Linked DNA regions of Homo sapiens: region 1 is linked to region 2. The links are chromatin loops, found by intact Hi-C in ENCODE. Cell type or tissue: natural killer cell. All regions are shown on one strand. Links, peaks and the distances in the headings refer to the core of each region. The heading gives the core; the rest is flanking DNA.

Region 1 (8,328 bases), core at 272-8,271, 52 kb after region 2:
AACAAAACAAACAAACAAAAAAAAACGCACCGAGTATACAGTTCCATTGATGTGAAATGTCCAGAACAGGCAAATTCACAGAGACAGAAAGCGGATTCATGGTTTTAGGGCTGGGGGAACAAGGAAATTAGACAGCGATGGCTAAAGGGGATGAGGTTTCTTTTGAAGCTGTAGAAAAATGTTCTGAAACTGACAGTGGTGACAGTTGCACAATTCTATAAACTAAAAGCCTTTGAATAGTAGACTTTTTTTTTTTTTTTTAATACGGAGTCTCACTCACTCTGTCGCCCAGGCTGGAGTGCAGTGGCGAGATCTCAGCTCACTGCAACCTCCACCTCCTGAGTTCAAGCGATTCTCCCGCCTCAGCCTCCTGAGTAGCTGGGGTTACAGGCGCCTGCCACCACACTCAGCTAATTTTTTTGTATTTTTAGTAGAGATGAGGTTTCACCATGTTGGCCAGGCTGGTCTTGAACTCCTGACCTCAAGTGATCCACCCGTCTCGGCCTCCCAAAGCGCTGGAATTACAGGCGTGAGCCACCGTGCCCGGCCTGAATGGTATGCTTTAAATGGGTGAATTGTCCGGTATGTAAATTACGTATCCAAAACACTCTTGGAAAAAAGAAAAAGGGATAAAGGGAGCAAAGGATTCAGGCTGCAGGACTGGCTGTGCCACTTCCCGGCTGCGTGACCGTGAGCAAGTTACTTCACCTCCCAGAGCCTCAGAGGCCCCCATCTGCTACGGTTGAGAGATGCCTGCTGTTCAAGGGACCGTAAACATTTGTCCCTGGCATGCCTCCTTCCTGCCCACTTCTCCCTCACACTCCAGAAGCCTCCAGAATGTCTGCTGCAGGAATGGGGCAATTCCTTGAAATCCAAACGGAAAAGACCAGGCTTTCCTGGCCAGTGATGGAAACAAATTTTCACTGTCGTCCAAGGCCTGGATGCTGAAATCACACCCCACCTTCTCTCTCCAGGCCCAGAGGTCCCCGCCTGTCATTTACAGTTTCAAGGCACCAAATGACCCCAATGATTTGCAAAGGATTCCCTATGGCCACCAATCTCTGCAGCCTTCAATCCTCCCCACCCTAGTCCCCACTGCTCCTGATGGCTTTGGGGGGCCTCAGGGAAGCACAGAGAAGCTGGGACTCACCCTGCAAAATAATCCAGCCCAGGAGGACTGGGTGGTGGGGGGACCCCATAAAGAAGCAAGTGTGTGAGCAGCTCCTCCGCACACAATGGCCCCTCAGAAACCTGTCCCAGGGGAAAACAGGGGATCTCTATCGGCAATCCCTAAGAAAGAAATGTCTGTCTTCTTTCAGGACCTGCCCCCGCAGGCTCCAGGCCAAGAATGTCCGGCAAGGGGTCTATTAAGTTTCTAAAATTATGCCTAGGTTGGAGGGTTGGTGGGGGTGAGGATCGGGAAAGGACGTGGCGGTCGGGCAGGCAGGAAATCTTTATTCTGGTCCTTCAAGCCCCAGCCTGCACGCTGGGCAGTGGGAAGGGAGTGGAGAGTCCCTCCAGCAGATATCAGGATGGCTTGAGAATCAAAAGCTCTGTGCACATGGCTTGGCAGCTCAGTTGTCTTCAGACATTGCCACAGTGCCTTCCCAGAGTGCTCAGGTTTTCCCCCGAGCAAGGGAACAATGGGATGGAGCCCAACTTGAGCAGTAAATAAGAGGAAAAAAACCATCGCCCAGTGGTCATAATCTAGAAGTGGAAACAGGGTTGCTGTGTTGGGTTGTGCAGGTTGCGCACTGCACAAATGCAGGGGGCACTCTTCTCAAGTATGGAGTCATGCTTTGTACAACTCAGACAACCATTCAAGGCAACCTGTAATGTACCAGAAGGGGGACCAGCTGGCTCATGGGAGCAAGCCTTCACTCTTGGGTGGGGCTGGGGAAATGTGAATCAGTGGCCAATTTGTACATGGAAGACGGAACAAGACCTCACGACAGTGTCAGTCCTAATTGAAACACTTAGGACCCCTCTCCCCCAGCTACCGAAATCTAAGGGGTAGGAGGAGGGAGGAAAAGTCAAGGAGAAGGCGCCTAAAAATCTATGAGTCGTCCTACCTCCCAGATACGGTTTCCAGAAAAAAATACAGTACATGGCTAGGCATGGTGGCTCATGTCTCAGCACTTTGGGAGGCTGAAGCAGGAGGATCACTTGAGGCCAGGAGTTCAAGACCAGCCTAGGCAAAAATAGTGAGACAAAAAAAAAAATTTTTAATTAGCCAGGCGTGGTGGCACAAGCCTGTAGTCCCAGCAACTCGGGAGGCTGAGCTGGGAGGATGAATTGAGCCCAGGAGTTCGAGGCTGCAATGAGCCACGATCACCCCCCTACACTCCAGCCTGGGCAACAGAACGAGACCCTGTCTGCAAAACATATATATAGGATGCCCAGTTAAACTCAAATGTCAGAGAAACAGTGAATACTTTTTTAGCAAGTCCTAAATACAGCATGGGATATACTTATACTAAAAAATCATTTGTTGTTTCTCTGACATTTGAATTTAACCAGGCATCCTGCATTTTTATTTACTAAATCTAGCAGCCTTTCCCCTAGAGGACATCCCTATAACAATACTTTTTACCACCTACTATTGCCTGGAAATGGCTACTAAATTGCAGCCAATTGGGAGCAAATTTCCTCCAAGCATTTTTCTATCTTTTTTTTCTTTCTTTCTTTTCTTTTTCTTTTTCTTTTTTTTTTTTTTAAGACAGAGTCTCCCTCTGTCACCCAGGCTGGAGTGCAGTGGTGCGATCTCGCCTCACTGCAATCTCCACCTCTCGGGTTCAAGTGATTCTCCTGCCTCAGCCTCCTGAGTAGCTGGGATTACAGGTGTGCGCCACCATGCCTGGATAGTTTTTTTGTATTTTTAGTAGAAACAGGGTTTCACCATGTTGTCCAGGCTGGTCTCAAACTCCTGACCTCAGGTGATTCGCCCACCTCGGCCTCCCAAAGTGCTGGGATGACAGGTGTGAGCCGCTGCGCCTGGCCCTCCCATTTCGACTGTTGTGGGGTCCCACAGGATATGGAGTGTGACAACAACCCCCATCCAACGCAACTTAATGGCTTCCTTCTTCCTTCTTCCCCTCGGGGCTCGGAAATCACCACTCGCCTGGCAAAGAGGGTTATGTGGGTGCCCACACAGCCATGTCACTGAGAGGGTGGAAACAGGGTCTCAAAGTCCAAGGATCTCCTGGCACTGCCCACACCGCCAAAGCTCAGGACAGCCAACCATGTGCCAGGTTTGCTCAGCCCAGATCTAAAACGGGGGTCTCTCCAGTGAGTCAGACCAGGTCATTTCCCAGCCCAGGGACTCTGTGACTCCTGGGAGCCGCAGCAGGCTTTGGCTGCACCGTCCTCATCATTCTTGTGAAAAGGGGCCACCTGGGGGGCAGCCTGGAGGGTTGGTGAAGAGGTGTCTCCCTCCCTGGCTTGGCCTGGGCTCTCTGGAAGGCAGGTGAAGAATGAGGAAGGAAGGGCCTTATTGGGCAACTCCCAGCAGGTTTCTGTGGGAACGGCTGTCTGACCTCGTGTGGGTCACCTGCGGTTAGAGCAAACTGCACTGCATGCGGCCAGCGGGCGGCCAGGGCCGGCCCAGCTCAGGACGCTCACGTGCACAGAGAACCTGGATGGAAAGTTAACAAGGCCCAGGCAGGAGCCCTCGCAGAGACAGCAGACCTTCCCACCCCACTCCCAGCCCAGAACTGGCCACCCACTTCCCCACCCCATTCTCCCCTGACATCTCTGTTTGTCCACGTCCTTGAGAAGGGCGGAGGGACGAGGACAGACTGAAAAGAGATGTTTGGAGGATGAGTCCGCCCTCTTGGGGAATGATTTCACTGTGGAACCAAGCTTGGTTACACCAGAAGCTCTTGGGCACCATCTCAGGGACTCCCATGGCTCCTGAAGACTTGTGGGAACCCTGTGTCCCCCTAGAATCTTGACCTCCCAACCCTGCAAAAGCTGTCATCTTGGGGCACAGCCGATGGCCTGGGTGCCTCTTGATGGGCAAGGCCAGCCATTCAGGTGCTTCACTCTAGGTTTTTCTTTGGATTTTTTTTTATTTGTTTTTTGGGGTTTGTTTTAGATGGAGTTTCGCTCTGTTGCCCAGGCTGGAGTGCAGTGGTACAATGTCGACTCACTGTAACCTCCATCTCCTGGGTTCAAGCGATTCTCCTGCCTCATCCTCCCGAGTAGCTGGGACTACAGGCACCTACCACCACGCCTGGCTAGTTTTTGTATTTTTAGTAGAGATGGGGTTTCACCATGTTGACCAGGCTGGTCTCGAACGCCTGACCTCAAGATCACTCTAGTTTTTGTTTCCACTTCTGGATCCCCATGGGATGGAGAGAGACGGGACACTCGCATTGACAGAGAGACCAGACCTCCTGGGTCACCTGGGGGAATAAGCAATGCAGCCAGCTGCCAGGTCCCAGGGCTGCCTTCTCCTGACCATCTGGGCAATTCAGACACAGCTGGGTCTGAGGTGCCAGAGTGTGTTGTTCCGCCTGTTTAGACCTGCCCCACCTCGAAGACATCGGTGATTCACAATCTTCCCTAGAACGGACAACTCCTGGAGGGTGGGGCCCCTGCTGATTCAAACTGGGCTCCTATGAAAGCTCCCAGAGGGTGAGGGCAGTCAGGGAAGGCTTCCAGGAGGAAGTGGCTCTTGTTGAAGGCTAAGCCAGAGTTAGGTGGGAGAGGAGCAGGAAAGGTGTCCTTACAGGGAGCACAGCCGGACGGAGGGTGTGGCGTGTGCCGGCTAGGCAGTTCACACTGGTGGAACCGAGGGCACAGAGGTGGCTGGGGCAAAGCCCAGACAGAAAGGACATCTCAGAAATGAGGATCTGTACTCCGAGAGCCGGCCTCACCCTGCCACATGTTGTCAGATGACCGGGCGGGCCACTTCTCTCGCTGAATGTTTATTTCCTTATCTCTAAAACGGAACTGACAGTTGAGATCAACGCCTGTGTTCTGTGGGGTCCCTCTGCTTCCTGGCAGGTCCTGAGATTTGGACACTTGCACATGACTCATTCATTCCCAGCAACACCAGTCAACAGTGGAGCCGTTGTGCCCATTGTACAGACGGGGCAGCTGAGGCTTGTGCAGGCTCAGAAGGATGTCCTAGTCTCTCTCACTCTCCTTTCTCCCTCCTACGGATGCTGTGACAAATGACCACAAACTAGGTGGCTTAAAACAACAGAAACTGATTGTCACAGTTCTGGAGGCTAGAAGTCTGAAATCAAGATGTCAGCGGGCTGGTCCTTCTGGAGGCCTTCTCCTTCTCCTTCTCCTTCTTCTTTCCTCTTCTTTCTTTTTCTTTTCTTTTTTTTTTTTTTTTCTTGAGACAGAGTCTCACTCTGTCACCCAGGCTGGAGTGCAGTGGCACAATCTTGGCTCACTGCAACCTCCACCTCCCAGGTTCAAGCAATTTTCCTGCCTCAGCCTCCCAAGTAGCTGGGATTATAGGCACACACCACCAGGCCCGGCTAATTTTTGTATTTTTAGTAGAGATGGGGTTTCACCATGTTGGCCAGGCTGGTCTCGAACTCCTGACCTCAAGTGACCTGCCTGCCTTGGCCTCCCAAAGTGCTGGGATTACAGGCATGAGCCACTGTGCCCAGGCTTTTTCTGGTTTTTTTTTAAGATGGGGTCTTACTCTGTCACCCAGACTGGAATGCAATGGCACAACTTCAGCTCACTGCAACCTCCACCTCCAGGGCTCGAGATCCTCCCATCTTGGCCTTCCAGAGTGCTGGAATCACAAGTATGAATCAGTGTGCCCGGACTGTTTTCACCTTTCAGCTGTTACAAATATCTTCTTACTTCCTCTGATATGCCTACTAGAAAATTTAAACTTGCCCAGTGGCATGCATTACCCTGCAGCTGGACCAGCTCTGTTCTAGACGGCAGGCAGTTCTAACGGCAGGGAGTCAGTTCAGTGATTGTCATGACAGCGAATGCATGGCTTCCAGGACCCTGTGGCCCGCTGTCAGATGGGGCCGGGTCTGAGTGCCTCACTCACAGCTGCTTCTCCAGCACCCAGCCCAGCAGCTGGCACGGGGTGGATGACCAGTCGGTACACACTGGGAGAATGAATGAATGAACAAAGGAAGGAAGGAGAGACCAAGCTGGGGCTCTAGGAGAAAACGAGGCAGGAAAGTCCCAGGGGACAGTGGCTGAGGAAAGAACAGAGATCCCAGGAAGAAAAGCGACACCCAGAGCCCCATCTACCCTGGGGTGTAAATGGCATGGGCAACAACTCAGAGGAAAAGTAAAGACCTTGGGTGCGGTGGCTCACGCCTGTAATCCCAGCACCTTGGGAGGCTGAGGCAGGTGGATCACCTGAGGTCAGGAGTTCAAGACCAGCCTGGTCAACATGGCGAAACCCCGTCTCTACTAAAAATACAAAAATTAGCCTGGCATGGTGGTGCATGCCTGTAATCCCACCTACTCAGGAGGCTGAGGCAGGAGAATCGCTTGAACCTGGGAGGTGGAGGTTGCGGTGAGCCGAGATCACACCATTGCACTGCAGCCGGGGCAAAAAGAGTGAAACTCCGTCTCAATAAATAAATAAATAGCCAGGTGTGGTGGTGCATGCCTGTAATCCCAGCTACTCAGGAGGTGGAGGTTGCAGTGAACCGAGATTGCACCACTGCACTCCAGCCTGGGAGACAGAGTGAGACTATGTCTTTAAAAATAAATAAATAACTAAAATAAAATAATAAAAAAAGAAAAGTGAAGACCTATGTGGTATAATAAAAAGTATCTGCTTGGTCTTTGTTCCCTGTCACTGGTTCCTGGCACAGAGCTGCCAAAGCCCTTGGACCCTCCTCAGTGATTAGAGTATCTTTCGTATGCTAATGGGATGACTCAAGATGACTCAGTGTGGGGGTACCTAGATAGCTTTGGAATGCTTAGAGGGTTAGAAGGTTCAGTTCACCCACTCCTCACCTCTGGGGAGGGGAGAGGGACTAGGAGTTGGGTCCAATCACCAATGGCCATGATTTAATCAATTATGCCTACGTCACGAAACCTTGATAAGAACCACTAGATAGGTTTCTGGGAGCGTTCAGGTTGCCAAATACATCCACTACCTGGGAGGTGGGGCACCCCAACTCCACGGGGACAGTGGCCCTACATTCAGGGCCCTTCCAGACCCCACCCTATGCTCCTGTGCATCTGGCTGTTTGTATCTTTTATAATAAACTGGAATAGTGCTGGACACCGTGGCTCCCACCTGGAATCCCAATGTTTTGGGAGGCTGAAGCAGGCAGATCCCTTGAAGCCAGGGATTTGAGACCAGCCTGGGCAACATGGCAAGACCCCATCTCTAAAAAAATTTTTTATTAAATTAGCCAGGCATGGTAGCACGTGACTGTGTTCCCAGCTACTCAGAAGGCTGAGGTGGGAGGATTGCTTGAGGCTAGGAGGTTGAGGCTGCAGTGAGCTACGATTGTGCCACTGCACTCCAGCCATGGGTGACAGGGTGAGACCCTGTCTCAACAAAACAAAACAAGAAAAAAAAAAAGAAAAAGAAAGGGGCTTATGATGAATAACAAAAGATGTACCTCTCATCTTTGCCACTCAGGAAATTACGAGGACCTTAGAAGCTCTGTCAGGTACGTGAGGCAAAGACCAAATACATATTTCCTATTGTATCACAATATCACAGGCTACCCTCTGGCCTTTGAACACAAATCCCTTACAGTCAGATGATCATAAACATCAAAAGATGCCCGGAGTGGGCAACATAGGAAGACCCCATCTCTACAAAAATTCTTAAAAATTTACCGGGCATAGTGGTGCACACGTGTGGTCCCAACTACTCAGGAGGCTGAGGCAGGAGGATCACCTGAGCCCAAGAGGTTGAGGCTGCAGTGAGCTGTGACTGAGCTACTTAACTCCAACCTGGGAAAGAGAGCAAGACTCTATCTCAAAAAAAAAAAAAAAAAAAAGATGCCAGCAGGGCGCAGTGGCTCACATCTGTAATCCCAACACTTTGGGAGGCCGAGGCAGGCAGATCACCTGAGGTCAGGAGTTCGAGACCAGCCTGGTCAACATGGTGAAACCCCATCTCTACTAAAAATACAAAAATTTGCCAGGCGTGGTGGTGCAAGCCTGTGGTCCCAGCTACTTGAGAGGCTGAGGCAGGAGGATCGCTTGAACCCGGGAGGCAGTAGTTGCAGTGAGCCGAGCTCACACGAATACACTTCAACCTGGGTGACAGAGCGAGACTCCAACTCAAAAAAATAAATAAATAGAAATAAAAAAGATGCCAGCACATTGCTAAAATCCATCAGTCCTTAATAACGATAC
Region 2 (8,328 bases), core at 58-8,057:
TTTTTTGAGACAAGATCTGTCACCCAGGCTACAGTGCAGTGGTGTGATCTCAGCTCACTGCAGCCTCCACCACCCAGGCTCAGGTGATCTTCCTGCCTCAGCCTCCCAGGTAGCTGGGACTACAGGCATGTGCCCCCCCGCCCGGCTAATGTTTTCATTTTTTGTAGAGATGGGGGTCTCACTTTGCTATCTAGGCTGGTCTTGTACTCCTGGGGGCAAGTGAACCTCCCGCCTTGGCTTCCCAATGTGCTGGGATTAAAGGCATGAGCCACCGCGCCCAGCCTCTGTGTTATAGCTTTTTAAGAAGGAAATACACATAGACTCCAGTTCTCATTTTGAAAAATGAGCACCAGAGCAGCCAGGCACACATTTTCTTTTGTGAGGGCAAAGAAAGGATTTCCCTCCAGCCCTGGCAGAGCTGCTGCTCGCCTAGAATTACACCCTGCACCCAGAGTGTGCTCCTGTCTGATGTTCCATGATCCAGCAGCCATGGGGCAGCTGGAAGCAGACACAGTGCTGTTCTTTGTGTGGCTGTTTTTCTAACTGGGCAGGGTTCAGGCTGCCTTAGAAGAGCCATTCAAACCTGTCTCGGGAGAAATGGGAAATGAGGCTCCGGGGCAGCGAGCCACAACCACCACTCCCCTCTCCCGACACTGTCTGCCTCATTTTCTAGAACTCGTGGGAAGCCAAGGCAGCAATTAATCCCACTGCAGGGAGAAGGGTAGAGTCCTTCTCAGAAGCCCTGCCTCTAAACCAAGCCCCAAAGAGGAGACTTCTCTGGAGGAACCGAAGAAAGGGTATTCACCTCAAAGTGGAAACAGAGACCAGGTGCGGTGGCTCACCTGTAATCCCAGCACTCTGTGGAGCCGAGGTGGCAGGATAGCCTGAGCCCAGGATCTCAAGACTAACCTGGGCAACATGGTGAGACCCCCATCTCTAAAACAAAACAAAACAAAAGGGCTGGGTGCAGTGGCTCATGCCTGTAATCCCAGTACTTTGGGAGGTTGAGGCAGGAGGATCACTTGAGCCCAGGAATTCACCACCAGCCTGGGCAACATAGTGAGACCCTGTCTCTACAACGAATAAAAAAAGTAGCCAGGTGTAGTGGCACACACCTGTAATCCCAGCTACTTAGGAGGCTGAGGCAGGAGGATTGCTTAATCCTAGGAGGTTGAGGCTGCAGTGAGCCATGATCACTCCACTGCACTCCAGCCTGGGAAACAGAGCGAGACTCTGTCTCAAAAACAAACAAACGAAACAAAGTGGAATAGAGGCGGGGGAGTGAACGTGATAAAAAGAAAGTCAGTAAGTAAAGATAGGTTGGGGCTGCATTCTAGAAAACTTTGAAAGTCCCTTGGAGAACACGTGTTCAAGACTTCTTTCTATCAGAGTGCTGTCCAACAGAATCTTCTGTGAGGATGGAAATGCTCTGTATCTGCTGCCCAATATAGCAGCCACCAGTCACGTAAGGTTATTGGGCGTCTAAAATGTGGCTTGTGGCCGGGCACGGGGGCTCATGACTGCAATCCCAGCACTTTGGGAGGTCGAGGCAGTGGGATTACTTGAGCCCAGGAGTTCAAGACCAGCCTAGACAACATAGTGATACCCTCTCTCTACAAAATTTTAAAAATTAAAAAAATTAGCCAGGCATGGTGTTGCACACTTCTGGTCCCAGCTACCCAGGAGGCTGAGGTAGGAGGATCACTTGAGCCTAGCAGGTGGAGGCTACAGTGAGCCATGATCATGCCACTGCACTCTAGCCTGGGTGACAGAGCGACACTCTATGTCTAAAAGAAAAAAAGAAATGAGCTAGTGTGAGTGAAGAACTGAATTTTTTTTGTTTTAGCTTCTTTTTCATCTTTTTACTTGCCAATGAATTTTTACTTGTATTTAAGTTTAAGCAATTTAAATGTGAAAACTAACAATTCAATTATTGGGAAGCTTTTATGTAAGTCTGGGACAACTTGAATATATGAATCATTTTTTCAATGGTAAATTTGATGAACACTGAATATAGATCAAAATGTTTTTTGATAAAAATTTAGCATTCAATTTGGGATAGAATGTCAATGTAAAAATACACCCTGGGTTTCAAAACTTAGTAGGAAAAAATGAATGTAAAATATCTCATTAATAATTTCTTATATTGATATATTAAAATGACCACAGCTTAGATATATGAAGTTAAGTAAAATGTATTGTTAATTTCACCTGTTTCTTTGTACCTTTCAAAATGTGGCTACTAGGCCGGGCATGGTGGCTTACACCTGTCATCCCAGCACTTTGGGAGGCTGAGGCAGGAGGATGGCTTGAGCCCAGGCATTCTAGATCAGCCTGAGCAACATAGGGAGACACTGTCTCTACAAAAAAATTAAAAATTAGCCAGACATGGTGGTGCACCCCTGTGGTCCCAGCTACTTGGGAGGCTGAGGTGGGAGAATCACTTAAACCCAGGAGTTCAAGTGAGCCGTGACTGCGCCACTGCACTCCAGCCTGGGCGAGACTGTCTCAAAAATAAATAAATAAAAACAAAATAAATAAAAAAGAGGCCAGACACAGTGGCTCACGACTATAATCCCAGTACTTTGGGAGGCCAAGGCAGACGGATCGCCTGAGGTCAGGAGTTTGAGACCAGCCTGGCCAACATGGTGAAACCCCGTCTCTACTAAAAATACAAAAATTAGCCAGGTGTGATATTGGGCGCCTGTAATCCCAGCTACTCAGGAGGCTGAGGCAGGATAATCACTTGAACACGGGAGGTGGAGGTTGCAGGGAGCTGAGATTGCGCCATTGCACTCTAGCCTGGGCAACAGAGTGAGACTCTGTCTCAAAAATCAATAAATAAATACATTAAATGTGGCGGCCAGGCACGGTGGCTCATGCCTGTAATCCCAGCACTTTGGGAGGCTGAGATGGGTGGATCATTTGAGGTAAGGAGTTCGAGACCAGCCTGGCCAACATGGTGAAACCCCATCTCTACTAAAAATACAGAAATTAGCCAGGTCTGGTGGCGTGCGCCTGTAATCCCAGCACTTAACCTGGGAGGCAGAGGTTGCAGCGAGCTGAGATCACACCACTGCACTCCAGCCTGGGCCACAGAGCGAGATTCCATCTCAAAAAAAAAAAAAATGTAGCTACTAAAAAATTTTAAATGATGTAATGAAGCTTGCTTTCTGCTCCTAATATACAGCAAAGCTGTGAGCCGTGGGAGTCACAGAAGGTTATAGAGAAGGGGAAAGGCCCAACCCCAGAAAAGACAGATGAGACAGAAGGTCTTTAAGAGGAGCAAGAAGCAAAGTAGAGAAGGCCACAGAAGCAGGAGGGCAGGGTGGGGCTGTAATGAGATCGCAGGAGGTGTTTGTGAAAACAGGCTCTGGTTTAACACTGAGACATGGTGTAAAGTGGTTTGAGGCGTGTTGCTAGTTTCCTCTGACGTACAGGAACAGAAATGCAGCAGTCCCAGCTTGCCCCTAAACTCAGCGGACATCCCTCCCAGATGACCCCGGGAACCCCTGACATCTGCTTCTGGCTTTGTTGAAACTTCCAGCAAAGGGAACGACAGGGCACCCTGGGGGTCTGGAGTGACCTACATCCGGGTTGAACGTCGAGGACTCGCCGTCACAGCCCCAGACCCACCTCCATGATTTATGGTGAAAACTGACTCGTATAAAAACTTACAAGACCAGGAAAAGCCAGTGTGTACAGAAATCCTCAAGGAGCATGGTTGGTCGTGATTGCCAATGGAATGCTTTGAGGGAAAACAAGGCCTGGGGCATCCTAAACCTCCAAGAGGCAATGGCTGAATTCGGCAGCGGCGCAATTCCTGCAAAAACCACGGCCTCTCCTCCCAAAGTGAGGAAACTGCATCTTTACAGAGTCAACACACAGGTGTGGGGGATGGGAGGATGGGAGCTTTCTTTTGACGACCTTTAAAAGATGGGTGGGCCCCAGTTTCTCGTTTTGGAAATTAAGGCCTCGGCCACCGCCTCTCCCCCTTTATTGAGACCATCTTTCATGTGGTAACATCTTATCTTCTGGGATTTCGAGACACTGCATCTTCTGAGCATTGCTTTGAGATCAAACAGCCACACAAACACATTTATAATTCTGAAAAGAACAAGAGCAACAGGCCAGAATAGTAAAAAAGACTCATAACCGCTGGTTTGGAAGTTTTCTAAATAAATTCCACAGTCTTCCCTCCCTCAGGCCCCAAGGCCAGGAAATGCCACCACGGTTAGTCCCATTTTGTTTCCCTTGTTTTGCGCCTTCATTTCAATTTGGCTTATCTCCTGGGATAAGAGGCCCACCCACCAACCATCCCTCTCCTCATCACCCCCCATCCCCTCCTTATCACCCCCCCAACTACGAAACTCTTAGAACAGCAATTAGTCCCCCTCACCCTAAACTCACACACACACTCTCCACAATGTCTTTTTTTTAAAAAAGAGGGAAAGGGAGAAAGAAAGAGAGAAACAGGGTCTCACTCTATTGCCCAGGCTGGAGTACAGTGGCATGATCATAGCTCGCCACAGCCTGAAACTCGTAGACTCAAACAATCCTCCTGTCTCAGCCTCTGGAGTAGGTGGGACTACAGGTGTGTGTCACCATACCTGGCTATAACTTTTTAATTTTACTTAGAGACAGGGTCTTGCTAAGCTGCCCAGGATGGTCATAAACTCCTGGGCTCAAGTGATCCTCCTGCCTCAGCCTCTCAAAGTGCTGGGATTACAGGCATGAGCCACCGTGCCCTGCCTCTCCACACTGTGAACCTGGGAGATGGAGGCTGCAGTGAGCCGAGATCGTGTCACTGCACTCCAGCCTGGGTGACTGAGCGAGACTCCGTCTCAAAAAAAAAAAAAAAAAAAAAAAAAGAAGGAAGAAAAGAAATTCGAACACTTTTTGAACAAAGGGCCTCGCGTTTCCATGCTGCACTGGAGCCCAGAAATTAAGTAGCCAAATGTGACCGGTGGTGACAGAAAAGGAAAAGGAGGCATTCCTGATCCATGGAGAATTTTGATCTGACATGCCCAGCTGTGGAATCACTTTCACATCTATAAATATGCCACTTGGGATATCTTGGGGTCCCTTTTAGCCAAAAGTTTTCCTCATTCTACCTCTCAACAATTTGCTCAACGAAAGGTATTCTTGCCCAGGCATGTTGGATCACGTCTGTAATCCCAGCACTTTGGGAGGCCGACGTGGGCAGATCACTTGAGCCCAAGAGTTTGAGACCAGTCTGGGAAACAAATTCAGACCATGTCTCTACAAATGGTACAAAAATTAGCCGGGCGTTATGGCAGATGCCTGTGGTCCTGGCTGCTCTGGAGGCTAAGGTAGGAGGATCACTTGAGCCCAAGAGTTTGAGACTGCAATAAGCTAGGATCACGCCACTGCTCTCCAGCCTGGGTGACAGAGCAAGACCTTGTCTCAAAACAAAAGAAAAAAAAATAGAGTCACAAAATCATATATAAAGACAATCTTTAAAAATTTTTTTTAATTAAAAAATATATATTAGCCAGACACGGTTGCACAAACTTGTAGTCCCAGCTATTAAGGAAGCTGAGGTCGGAGGATTTGCTCGAGCCTGGGAGCTTGAGGTTACAGTGAGCTGTGATCACACCACTGCACTCCAGCCTGGGTGACAGAGTGAGACCATATCTCTACACAAAAAAATTATAATAATAATAATTTTTTTTTTTGAGTCAGAGTCTCACTCTGTCGCCTAGACTGGAACGCAGTGGCGTGATCTTGGCTCATGGCAACCTCCGCTTCCCAGGCTCAAGCAATTCTCGTGCCTCAGCCTCCCGAGTAGCTGGGATGACAGGTGCCTGCCAACACGCCCAGCTAATTTTTGTATTTTTTAGTAGAGACAGGGTTTCACCATGTTGGCCAGGCTGGTCTCAAACTCCCAACCTCAGATGATCAGCCCGCCTTGGCCTCCCAGAGTGCTGGGATTACAGGCGTGAGTCACCACGCCTGGCCAGAAATTATTAAAAACCAGAAAAATCATGAAAGGAAAATACACCCTCAGTGGAAGCAACACATTTGAACTCTGGAGGGATCACCTCTCTTTCTGCCTCCCTAATACATGAAAGTGCGTTTACTGTGCACTTTTATGCCACATACTTGATGCCATGCAAAAAATACCTGCCAATGATGGGTTCCAACTCATTCTGTCACTGGGCACCTTGCAATTCAAGGTGACCTGCTTCTTAGTAAACAGGCAATAGAACGTTAATGATCAGCCGAGGATGGAAAGTCACAAAGCTCAGCCCTCTCATATTGAGAAGAAAAACAATGAAATTCTGAGAGAGCTCAGAATTTCCCTGGAGGCAGGGTGCCCAAAGCTGCATATTTACTGCTTCAAGCCCTTAGCAAAAGACAAAGGGTTGGGGTGGGGGGCGTGCTTGTCAACCCAGACAGCATCTCCATCTCAGTTTTGCTTGTGTTTTTGTTTGAGACAGAGTCTCACTCTGTTACCCAGGCTGGAGTGTAGTGGCATGATTTCAGCTCACTGCAACCTCTGCCTCCCAGGTTCAAACGATTGTCCTGCCTCAGCCTCCCGAGAAGCTGGGATTACAGGCACGTGCCACTAAACCCAGCTAATTTTTTTGTATTTTTACTAGAGACAGGGGTTTCACCATGTTGGCCAGGCTGCTCTCGAACTCCTGACCTCAAGTGATCCACTCACCTCAGCCTCCCAAAATGCTATGGTTACAGGTGTGAGCCACCGCGCCCGGCCTCAGTTTTGTTAAAAGTGGAGGCAAAAAACCCAGGAACCCGCAGGGAGAAGCCACAGTGTCAGACCCAGCGATCATCCGTGCCCTTAACTGATATTAATGCACCGATCTGGAATCCTCGGGACGTGGAAATAAACTCCACGAGGGACCTCACTTTCAGCAACAGATCTGCTTCTAAACAATTCAGCCTCAACAGCCTCAGAATTCTCTGGAATAGGCCAGTGCAAGCTGCTACTTCGGGCACTCACAAGGTCCTGGGTGTCATCCTACTCCTTGCGCGCCCAAAACGGGTTCATTCAACGTTTGCACAATCAAACCTGCAGGTCAAAAGGTACAGTGTTCTAGATAGAATCTTGAATTTTTTTTTTTTAATGGGGAGATTGCAGGGGAGTGCAAGGATAAGCCTCACCCTGGGAAAACCACGTTCATGATTATGGTATCGCTCCTGCTAACTAAGTATGACCTTGAATCCTAAATGCAAAGGAAAAGATCAGACTTCGGGAAGCCCGGGGTGGCCAGCCTAGCAGTTTTATCACTGATCATTCCGGCTCCACGACAGCCCTGGAATGAACCTCGAAAGCACAAAAGGCTACAGATCAAATGATTCCACTGAGATGAAATGCCCAGAATAGGTGAATTCATAGAGATACAAAGCACATCACTGGTGGCCAGGGATGGGTGTACAGCAGTGGGAGGAAATGGGTATGGGGTTCTTTTGGGGATGATGAAAATGTTCTGGAACCAGATGGAAGTTGATGGTTGCACAATGCTACGAACTTACTAAATGCACTGAATTATCTTTTTTTTTTTTTTTGAGATAGAGTCTTGCTCTGTCGCTCAGGCTGGAGTACAGAACTTACTAAATGCCACTGAATTATCTTTTTTTTTTTTTTGAGACAGATTCTCGCTCCGTCGCTCAGGCTGGAGTACAGTGGCACAATCTTGGCTCGCTGCAACCTCTGCCTCCCAGGCTCAAGCAATTCTCCTGCCTCAGCCTCCCTAATAGCTGGGATTACAGGTGCCTGCCACCACACCCGGCTAATTTTTATATTTTTAGTAGAGACGGGGTTTCACCATGTTGACCAGGCTGGGCTCGAACTCCTAACCTCAAGTGATCCACCTGCCTCAGCCGCCCAAAGTGCTGGGATTACAGGCATGGGCCACCGCGCCTGGCCTTGAATTACTCACTTTTAAATGGTTATCTTTATGTGACTTTCTCTTCACTAAAAAGCGGGGGGCGGGGGGGTGGGGGGAGGTGCGGGGAGGAGACACTGCTGGAAATCTCTAATCTTACTATCCCAAGTCAAGGCCTTAAAACTGAGCCTCTAAGTTGGCTGCTGGTCTTGGTTCAGTCCATCCCGGGCCCGTTTGTTTAAAATCAAGCCACGTGGGTCTTTCTGACACCCCTCATTGTGCTCTTGACTAGCGCGACTCCCTGCTCCGGGTTTGTGGGGACTGAGAAGATTCCCAGGATGCACTGGTGCCCCTACCAACCGCACAGTCTCTCGTGGCGTCTCCCGCCACACCTGCCTTGCTTGGATGTTCCCAAACATGTCACGGGCATGCTCTTTCTTCCGTCTGCCTCCTT

Evidence for each region. Hi-C counts contacts between places; a loop is a spot of excess contacts. Peaks named below come from ENCODE experiments on the same cell type or tissue, not always from the same donor. Only the 100,000 strongest peaks of a DNase experiment are listed, where the experiment ranks them.
Region 1: a loop joins it to region 2, with 3 times the contacts of the local background. A loop is called at or near these places in 9 of 110 quality-filtered maps.

The regions. Positions count from the first base shown.
Region 1 is chr16:11,608,965-11,617,292 of GRCh38, forward strand. It overlaps a transcript of LITAF not described here. Among named protein-coding and RNA genes, the nearest start is that of LITAF, 26 kb to the left of the region's middle. RefSeq lists enhancers at 238-287, 4,812-4,861, 4,829-5,123, 5,022-5,231, 5,367-5,974 and 1 more and a silencer at 6,046-6,219. In natural killer cell, for the core only: no CTCF peak of the experiment used is centred there; a DNase peak (open chromatin) is centred at 5,107; H3K27ac peaks cover 1,858 bases.
Region 2 is chr16:11,557,468-11,565,795 of GRCh38, forward strand. The region is part of intron 1 of LITAF (lipopolysaccharide induced TNF factor); the gene reads right to left. Among named protein-coding and RNA genes, the nearest start is that of LITAF, 25 kb to the right of the region's middle. RefSeq lists enhancers at 2,751-3,605, 4,706-5,335, 5,966-6,595, 6,596-7,223. In natural killer cell, for the core only: no CTCF peak of the experiment used is centred there; DNase peaks (open chromatin) are centred at 74, 3,354, 3,944, 5,624 and 1 weaker place; H3K4me3 peaks cover 2,062 bases; H3K27ac peaks cover 7,046 bases.